2 separate regions of the Mus musculus genome follow, and region 1 is linked to region 2. Evidence: chromatin contacts called from ENCODE Hi-C or POLR2A ChIA-PET data. All regions are on one chromosome and are shown on one strand. Each heading gives the region's core, a stretch centred on a gene start or an enhancer-like site at or near the end of the contact. The rest is flanking DNA. Distances are from core to core; before and after follow the strand shown.

Region 1 (4,726 bases), core at 818-3,317, 42 kb after region 2:
GGCCACATCTCCATGTCCAATCTGACACTCTTGGTGAAGAGAGAAGACAATGGCCTGTCCCTCACCTGCGAAGCCTTCAGTGATGCCTTCAGCAAGGAGACCTTCAAGAAGTCACTCACCTTGAATGTAAAATGTGAGCCTTAACCCAGAGCCCGAAGAGGCCTCAGGCTTCACAGAGCTCACCCTGAGGATCCAGCCCAGATGAAAACGTCTCTCTTCAGATGTAAATGTGTCTCTTCACCATCTCTCAATAGACCCGGCCCAGAAGCTGTGGATTGAGGGACCCCCAGAGGGGCAGAGCATCCGGACTGGAACTCGGGTGAGGCTGGTATGCTTGGCCATTGGAGGCAACCCAGAGCCCTCCCTCACCTGGCTTAAGGTAGGGGCCAAGCAAGAAAGGAAAGGCATGAGACCTTCCTCTCTCGCCCTTCCTGTCTTTTTTCTTTTCCCTTTTTTCTTCCTGTTTATCTGCTTGTGTGTGTGTGTGTGTGTGTGTGTGTGTGTGTGTGTGTGTGTGTGTGTGTGAGAGAGAGAGAGAGAGAGAGAGAGAGAGAGAGAGCTAAAACCACTCACACTCTACTGACTGAGCTGTCCTCTCATTCTCATTTGCTTTCCTAAGACACGATGTTATGTCATCTAGGCTGGCCTTGAATTCTGTTTGTTTTTGATCCAGGAAGGGTTTCAGGATGCAGTCCTGGCAGGCCTAGAACTCATTATGTAAACCAGGCTGGTCTCCAATTTAGAGAGATCACCCGACTCTGCCTGGATTAAAACCCTGCTCAGCCTTTTGATCCTCTTGTCCTCTCCACCCCCTCAGAACGTGGAAACACCCGTATCTCTTGGAAAACTCTAGAGATTATGGAAAGTCACAAATGCCATGAGAATTAATGGAACCCCCAGGAAAGTTCTGGAAAAATAATTCCAGGATTAAAAAAAAAAAGGAACTTTGGGTCAAAATAGAAAATTCTAGAGATAAAGTAACTATAATTCCATTCATAGTAAAGAAAATTCATTCACATTAAAGCTAATGTTAAGAAAAATAAAGAATGAAGGGCGGGAAGAGAAAGATATGGAGAGGGACAGAGACGGGGGACAGAGAGATGAAGGAGGCAGAAAAAGAGGCAGAGACAGAGGCAGGGATATCTAAGGGTTAATATTGGAATTAGGGAAAAGGTTCGAGAAGTTTGGAGGGAGAGTGGAAAGTTTTTGAAATTTTAAATTCTTATTTATTAATTTTAATATGCATGTATGTTTTGTCTGTGAACCACATTCATCCCTAATGCCTTGAGAAGGTCAGAAGAGTGTGTCAGGTTCCCTAGGACTAGAGCTACAGTAAGTTGTTAGCTTCCATGTGGGTGCTGGGAATTGAACCCTGATCCTCTGGAAGCACAGCCTTACCTGCGGAAGACGGGAATTTTTAAGAAACACACCTGTGGGGAGTCAGTCCTTTTGTAATCCTAGCACTTGGAAGCTGAAGGCAGGAAGGTCAGGAGTTCAAGGTTATCCTCGGTTAGGCTGCTTAGAGGACTCACTCTGTGGTCAACCCTGGCTACATGAGATCCCCTCTCAAGCAAAACAAGGCAAAAACAACAGAGGCAAAGAAAAGGGAAAGAGTATTGGGAATTCCGAGGGAGTTTCCTGTTCTGTAAATATCACAGTTCTGGGTTTGGGGGTGTGGTACCTGCAGCAAGCAAAGGGCTGGAGAGGTGGGGGTGGGGTGGGGGGCTGGAGGTAGGTGGTGTGTGTAGGTGTGGGGGTGGAGATAGGGGGCGCGGTGCACAATGGACAAAAGATCCCAAGACTACCAAGGCAGGCAGGAGAGGCTAGAACTAGGGATACCCAAATTCAGACCCTACTCCTGCTGCCGCTGTTGAGAAGGGCACCTTCATCACACAAAGGCCCTCTCTGGGCTAACGGCCACCCACCCTATTTGGATACTCAGGATTCGCGCCCGGTGAACGATCCTCGGCAGTCTCAGGAGCCCCGGCGTGTGCAGCTGGGCAGTGTGGAGAAGTCCGGCAGCACTTTCTCCCGCGAGCTGGTGCTGATCATAGGCCCGCCGGACAACCTAGCCAAGTTCTCCTGCAAGGCGGGTCAGCTCAGTGCGTCTACGCAGCTGGTGGTGCAGTGTGAGCGCACAGGCCCAGCGGGTGGCGAGTGTTGGAGAGGGGGCGGTGTAGACCCTTGTAGCTCAGGTTCCTCAGCCTTTGAATCTCTAATCCGTTAAGTCCCCCCAACAAACCTGACCATCCTGGCCAACTCGTCCGCACTGCGCCCAGGCGACGCCTTGAACTTGACCTGCGTCAGCATCAGCAGCAACCCTCCAGTTAACTTGTCTTTGGACAAGGAAGGAGAGAGGTGAGTTTATAGGAAACCCTATCCCGTCCATGTTCAGTTACCCCCGCCCCCGCCCCAGTCTGCTCCCTCGGTGCCCTAAGCTTCCGGGACCAGCTGGGTCCTCACCCATTTTCTCAAACTTGCACAGGCTGGACGACGTGGCTGCAAAACCCCAGAGCGCCCCATTCAAAGGCTCCGCTGCATCCAGGAGTGTTTTTCTTCGGGTGTCATCCCGAGACCACGGTCACCGGGTTACCTGCCGGGCCCACAGCGAGGCACTTCGTGAAACCGTGAGCTCTTTCTACCGCCTCAACGTGTTATGTAAGTGCGCAGGCCTAGCACAGCCCCTCTCGCACCATCCCCTGTAGACGGCAGCTACTGGAGTCTTCACCTTGACCTCTACCGAGTTTGTAACTTTCCTAGCCTTCATCCTGATCTCCGGCTGTCAGCAGTTCCAATCCACGCTCTCCACTCTCAGCTTGGCACTCGCTGCTATCTTTTTTTTCCTCCCCTCAAAACTGGATCTTAGCTTCTCAATTGTTAAATTTTAAAAGTTTTAAAATAGTCCTGACTGACCTGGAACTTGATATGAAGAGTAGGAAAGTCATGAGCTTGCAGCAATCCTCCTGTCTCTGAACTCTAAAGTTTACTGCCTCTGAAGTGCTGGGATTGCAAGCCTGTAAGGCCATATCTGGCTTTGCGTATTTTGTTCTGCTGTTTTTGTTTTTTCAGACAGTATCTGACTGAACAGCTCTGGCTGGCTTGGAACTTACAAATGATCCACTTGTCTCTGTCTCCCACGAGCTGGGATTAAAGGCATGCCTCACCACACCCCACTTGGATTTTTTTAAATTACATCTAATTATTGTGTGTGTTCCCTCATGTCTGGGCCATGGTGAGCAGGTGGTCAGAAAACAAAAGAAAAACATTTTGTTTGTTTTTTGTGGGGTTTAGGTTTCGGAGACAGGGTTTCTCTGTGAAGCCCTCACTGTCCAGGAACTAGCTCTGTAGACCAGGCTGTCCTCGAACTCACAAGAGATTCGCTTGCCTCTGCCTCCAAAGTACTGGGATTAAAGGCGTGCACTGTGGCCGCCGCCCAGTCTCACAGAACAATTTAAGGAAGCTGGATCTCACCCCTCCGCCTTGAGGGTTCCCGACACTGAACTCGGGTTTGGCAGTAATCTTACCAGTTGAACCATCCTACCAGGTTTTAGCTTCTATCCAGAGCCTTGTCCCAGATCTCAGTTCTAACAATTGTCCTGTCCACCACCCTAGTCCTGGCCTCGACCCTAACCTTAACCCCTGAACTTGTGCCTTAACTTTACCGACTCTTGACTTCCTGGGTCGCCCCCTCTGAAGACCCTCCAGAGTTCCTGGGAGAGCAAGTGCGGGCAGTGACCGTGGTGGAGCAGGGCCAGGCACTGCTGCCTGTGTCCGTGTCTGCTAACCCCGCCCCCGAGGCCTTCAACTGGACCTTCCGAGGCTACCGCCTCAGCCCAGGTAGGATGTGGGCCTGGAGGAGGGTTCAGATTCAGGAGGCTGGGCGGGACTTCCAGGCTCCTGACCCACTCCTTCCGCAGCTGGGGGTCCCCGGCACCGCATCCTGTCTGGAGGGGCACTGCAGCTGTGGAATGTAACCCGAGCTGACGATGGCTTTTATCAGCTACACTGCCAGAACTCGGAGGGCACCGCCGAGGCGCTGTTGAAGCTGGACGTGCATTGTGAGCCCCCTCAGAAACCCGGAAAACTAGGGTTTCCCAAGAGTTGCTCCTTACTGTGGACGACACGCCCATTCAAGTTCTCTTGACCCCACCCCAGCACAGTTCTGGTATACCCCCGCCCCCCAGCGCACATACCAGACTCTAATAATCACAGAGGCACAACGATGAAGACAGGCTTATTATCTTGAGAATTCTCTTCCATAAAGGGCAAGCTGTACCCACCTCCATACTATTCTGGACACCTGAAAGACACTCCTCCTCCCTGAGATCTGTCCCCCCTCACCCGCTAAGTTTCTTCATCAAGCACCTATCTCCCAATAGATGCTCCCACCATCCGTGCCCTGAAGGACCCTACTGAGGTGAATGTTGGGGGTTCTGTGGATATAGTCTGCACCGTCGATGCCAATCCCATCCTCCCAGAGATGTTCAGCTGGGAGAGACTGGTAAGCACCTAGCCTTTGGTGGACGGAGGTTGAGCTAGGAAGATGCAGTCTCCGGGTTGCTAGCGCCTTGGAAGTGGATGTTGCACTGTGTGAAGCCATGTGTGACTGTACAGGTCAGGGTATCTTCTGGGAACTGATTTTGTTGAATGGCAGGTGAATGTGTGAATGAGTGAATAGTGTGTGTGTGTGTGTGTGTGTGTGTGTGTGTGTGTGTGTGTGTGTGTG
Region 2 (5,192 bases), core at 106-2,605:
ATTCTGGACGTTGAAGAGGAGAGGCTGGGATCCTGGACTTCTGAGTCCTTGGGAGTGTTGGACATCCTTGGGAGTTGGGGTGCAAGGACTGAGAGGCCTGATACCGGGGGTTCTCTAAGAGGACGAAGTGACCCGGACTCCTTCACCCAAGGAGGGGCTGCATTGCATCCTTGAAATTGCGGTTATGGACGCAGGTTTGGGCCTCGAAGGTCGGGCGCTGGACCTCAGGAGTCCACTCTGGTAGAGAGCAGCCCCGCCCTGGGACTTCCCAGAGCACCACTGGTGCAGGGTGCCCGGGCCGAACAGGAATTCCCCGTGCGCGGGGATTCCACGGGCGCCGCGCTTCGCTGCGTGCCCCGCCTCCGAGCCAGACACCTGCGGCGCGCGCGTGCGGAGCGGAACTGGGAGGTGGAAGATTCCCTTGCGTTAGCGCCGTGACGTCAGCGCGCGGCGTCTCGTCTCGAGGGTTTCCGAGTCAGTCCTCGGCTGACTTTAACCCTTCTCGCGCTGGAGTCTGAGCTGGGAAGTCTGGGCTGGGGATTTGCTCTTCTTGGGTCGAGGGAACCGGATTTTCAGGTCTCAGAGGAGACTGAGGGTCTGTACTCTTGGGTTCTGGGTGAATGGATTGTGCCAATGGGATACAGGGGCATCTCCGGGATGGTTGGTCCCTGCTATTCCCAAGTTTGCCGAGGTGGGGGCGGGAGCTTTGCGACTCCAGATCCCTGGATCATTGAGGAACTACACCGCTACTGATTTGGTGGATCCTGGCAGAGAGGCTAGAGCAAGAGTGGTGATCCCAAGACTTGGAGAGGAGCAACTCACCCTTTCCTGTGCTGAGGACTCTGGGCTTACGTTCTACCATCCACCCAGCCTTGCGCCCAGCCCCACATGTCAGATTCTAGAACAGAGAAACATTTTGTTGTTGTTTTGAGACAGAGGTCTCAGGTAGTCCAGGTTGGCCTCTCACTTCGTTTATAGATGAGTCTGGCCTTAACACCTGACCCTCTGCCACCACCTCGCTGGGATTGCAGGGGTGTGCCTCTACTCCTAGTTAAAACAGAGATATTGGGAACCTGGAAATGCCTTTTCGGGAAGTTGAGATTAGCAAACCCCAGTCCTCCACTCCTAGTGTTAGGACCTGGTCGCCTAGGTTGGGATTTTTAACGGATGTGGTGGTGCTTCCGAGGAGCCCGGTGTCTCCGGAGAAGATAGATGCTTCAGAGAAGTGCTAGCCTCCCCACTTCCTCAGTTTCCACTACGGTGGTGGAAAGTTGGTGCGGAGGAAAAGCGTGGAGGAAAAGGAAGGAAATGGCGGAGGCGGGGCCCTGCACTCAACATCTTCTGTTGGCTTTGTAGTTCTCCAGCTCGCTCGAAGGAAAGGAGGGCGCCCACATGCACTCCCAGCCACCCACCGCTGCCACCGAGGCTGCATTCGGGTGACTTAAACATTCCTGATGACTTCCTTCTGTCTTCCCACACACAGTGAGTCGGCCTGAGCGTAGTCACTGCCCAACACAGACGGTAAAGAAGCTTCTGGAAGAACAGAGGCGCCGACAGCAGCAGCCAGAGGCTGCTGGGGTGCCGGTGAGTCTCTGGAAGTCGCCATGTGCGCTGGGGGAGATGGGAGTTGTAGTCCTGACTCTGAGGCTCTGCAGGTGGGGGACAGACCTGGAAGAATCTTCCAGATTCATAAATTCATTTCCTTTACATTGCAGGGACACTTCTCCCCTCCTCTGGTCCAGCCACTGACTCCATCTGTGAATGAGGCAGAGCCAGGTAAGAATAAAGTTAGCTCCTAGCCCAGCTTCTCTTAGACTCAGGCATCCCAGCTCTTAGACCTTTGGGGACCGAGGAGTCAGGCAGCTCTCATTATTCTTGAGCCATATGGGAAATTTTGATGACCAGCCTGCCATCGTTGCACATGTCTATATTCCCAGTACTCCGGAGTTGAGGGGGGGCGGATTGCCATTGGGTTTGAGGTCATGTGGTTTTTTTTTTTTACTAGCAAGTTCCAGGCCACCTAGAGCTATCTAAGACACCTTGTCTTATAACCAAAACCCCTGGAATTTGACGTTGGTTTTCAGTAGCCCAGTAGTCCATGAATAGTGTCCTTCAAGCATCCAGGGTTTAAGACTCCAGGACTTCAGATCCCAGTTGCTTGAGATCCAGTAGGCCTGGCATCGCAGCTTGCTGATGCCCCAGGACTGGAGGACCCAGCTCCTCAGTGTCTCAGGACCTCTGGAGACTCCAGGTTTACCTTCCCTGGCCATGTCTCCAGGCTGTAATAACAGGCTGGTTCTGACCACCCTCTCTGTTTCAGGCCATACTCATTTCCCTGCCTTCCAAGAGACTGTGGATTCCGGACCTGGCAACCTGGCTCCCCCTTCAGGCTTTGCAGACTGGGACCCTAGCATCCATGCTACCTATACAGAGGGCTCTTTCCCATTCTCTGCTTCTGAAGGCTTCCTGACTCCTGATTTCTACCCTCCGTCAGACCCAGGCCGGTCAGGCCCATTTCCCCTGGTGATGGAGGTAAACTATAGGGTGGGGACAGATGCTTAAGGGCCCCTAAAAACTTCTCAGTGGTGCTGAGCCTAGTGGCGCAGGCTTGTCATCCCAGCTACTCCGGAGGCAGAGGTAGAAGGATCAAGACCTACCTGGGCTACAGAATGAGTTCTAGATTGCCCTAGCCACAATAATAGGACCTTTTTTTTTTTTTTCCTAAATAAAGGGAAAAAATAAGTGGAAAACAGAAAGACTATTGGGAGTTTTGCTCTGTGGTCCAGCTCTTTCCTCACATGTGTGAGGCCATGGGGTTCAGTCTCCATGAGGTAGGGATGGAGAGTAGAGAATCTCAGTATTCTGAGATGTCAGGGACTGGTTTAAGATCCCATCCTGGGCCAAGTGCACTGGCTTATGCCTGTAATATCAGCACTGGGAGGCGGAGACAAGAGCATCATTATTTGAAGCCAGTTAGTTATGAGTTGAAACTAACCTAGGTAGTGTAGCAAAGCAGAAACTAAAACAAGCTGGGCATAGTAGTGCATGCCCAGCAGTCAGACTTCTGGGGCAGAAATGCTTCAAGTTCAGGCCTAGCCTGGACTTCACAGTGAGATCCTCTTTCAAAAGACAAAGAGAAAAAAAAAATCCTTTCCCCCTTGTGGCCAAAACTGAAGTCCTGGGGTTTAAAATCATTTGGCACACATGAGGTCCCGGTCTCACCCATTTGACCATGGGCTGTGTGTTCTGTGTGATGAGAATTCTCAGTTGACTGACTTGCCCCACCCACTTTATCCCCCCAGGACTCTCTGGATACCCGGCTGTATCCTGAGCCTTCCCTGTCACAGGTAGGGTCCTGGAGAGTCTCTAGTCTCCCCTCAGGATCCCCACAGTTGCCTTCACCCACCGGACCGTCCCTGGAGACAGCCCGAGCTCACATATTGGCTCTGGGGCCCCAACAACTGCTGGCCCAGGATGAGGAAGGAGACACGTGAGTATAGGGGGAAAGGGTGATGTGGACCCCTGGCTTGCCTGCAGGTGAGGGCTGTTCTCATTGCTGCTCCACCCCCCGCCCCTCCCCAGGCTCCTGCACCTGTTTGCTGCCCGGGGGCTGCGCTGGGCAGCATATGCTGCGGCCGAGGTGTTACAGATGTACCGACAGCTGGATATTCGTGAACATAAAGGCAAGGTAAGGGCCACGTGTCAGGACTTCTGCGGCCGGGGAAGAGGGCTCCTGATGTCAGAGGGGAGGGCTCTGGGAGTCCAGGCTGACTTTTTTGTGACTTACAGACGCCGCTCCTGGTGGCAGCTGCTGCCAACCAGCCACTGATTGTGGAAGACCTGCTGAGCCTGGGAGCAGAGCCTAACGCCACTGACCACCAGGGCCGTTCCGTCTTGCACGTGGCTGCCACCTATGGACTCCCGGGAGTCCTTTCGGTATGTCCAGCTGGCAGACCCAGGGTGTCTGGGATGGGCCGGTTATCCAGATCCTGGTTTCCAGGACCATGCTTAGGCAGATCCTTCCACACCCCCTCTTCCTTCTCCTCCCAGGCTGTGTTTAAGTCCGGCATTCAAGTGGATCTGGAAGCCAGAGACTTCGAAGGTGAGCTGGTCATGGCCAGGGCTGATGTGGCATGCAGGCTAGGTGGACAGGGTGGACGCTCAGGTGCAAGTCCCTCGCTATGTGCATTCCACAGGCCTTACCCCCCTGCACACAGCCGTCCTGGCCCTCAACGCTGCTATGCTCCCAGCTAGTGTGTGTCCAAGGATGCAGAATTCCCAAGCCCGAGACAGACTGACTTGTGTGCAGATGTTACTGCAAATGGGTGCCAGTCATACAAGCCAGGTAAGCTTGGGGGACAAGCTGGGGGGGGGGAAGACCAGCAAACCCACAGGGAAGTGTGTGCAGAGGGCCACCTGGATGTCCAGGGGCACTAAATGCTGACCTTACATCCTCTTTTGGCACACAGATGTATGTGTCCATAAAGAACTCATACATGAATTTTTAAAGTTTCTTTTTAATTTTAAAATTAAAACAAATTTAAATTAAAAATTTGTTGTAAAAATTAAAAGAAAAAATATTTCCCTCTAAAACAGCAGTTCTCGACCCGTGGGTCATGACCCCTTTGGGGAATCACATGTTAGATATCCTGCATATCAGATATTTACATTATAGTTTATAACAGTAGCAAAATTATAATTATGAAGTAGTATTGAAATCATTTTATGCTTGGGGGTCACTACAACGTGAGGAACTGTATTAAAGGGTCCCAGCATTAGGAAGGTTGAGAGCCACTGCTCTAAAATACAGTTGTTCTGTATATAGACTTGTCTGCTGATTAACACTACCCAGCTCCCGTACTTATGATTCAGTCCCATCCATATGAGACAGGGTGCATTTTAGTGTGTACAGTAGGGTGCCAGGTGACCAGGGTAACCTCCAGCCCAGACAGTTCCTTCGAGACACTTGATCTGGAGAATTGTCACATTGAATGTGCAGTTCTATGACACACATGTTACAAATGGCCTCCCTTAGCCATGTTCTTCTTACATAGCACACGACACATACATCCGTGTAAGGCACCCCTGGTGGCTGCCAGGAGCGGTGTGGATGGACGACTGGCCTGACCTCTGTTCTTCTTCTCCTAGGAGATCAAGAGCAACAAGACCATTCTGCACTTGGCTGTACAGGC

Evidence for each region. A loop is a pair of places that touch in the nucleus more often than their neighbours do. ChIA-PET counts read pairs that join two places held with the same protein, here RNA polymerase II (POLR2A).
Region 1: POLR2A ChIA-PET joins it to region 2 with 10 read pairs in embryonic stem cell. The contact joins the promoter of Nphs1os here to the promoter of Nfkbid in region 2. A Hi-C loop is called at or near these places in 11 of 37 maps with a recorded cell type or tissue (CH12.LX, Patski, adrenal gland and 3 more). POLR2A ChIA-PET finds 5 or more read pairs at or near these places in 2 of 5 experiments (both embryonic stem cell).

What each region holds. Positions count from the first base shown.
Region 1 is chr7:30,463,524-30,468,249 of GRCm38, forward strand. It overlaps Nphs1os (nephrosis 1 homolog, nephrin, opposite strand), which reads right to left and starts at 2,068. Exons shown (of 3, transcript NR_004443.2): 1 at 1,926-2,068; 2 at 1-119. It overlaps Nphs1 (nephrosis 1, nephrin), which reads left to right. Exons shown (of 30, transcript NM_019459.2): 10 at 1-133; 11 at 255-379; 12 at 1,943-2,129; 13 at 2,229-2,358; 14 at 2,486-2,658; 15 at 3,697-3,837; 16 at 3,918-4,058; 17 at 4,380-4,501.
Region 2 is chr7:30,421,920-30,427,111 of GRCm38, forward strand. It overlaps Nfkbid (nuclear factor of kappa light polypeptide gene enhancer in B cells inhibitor, delta), which reads left to right and starts at 1,356. Exons shown (of 11, transcript NM_172142.4): 1 at 1,356-1,584; 2 at 1,716-1,776; 3 at 2,321-2,532; 4 at 3,303-3,490; 5 at 3,583-3,688; 6 at 3,790-3,936; 7 at 4,051-4,102; 8 at 4,197-4,345; 9 at 5,149-5,192. The coding sequence starts at 2,527.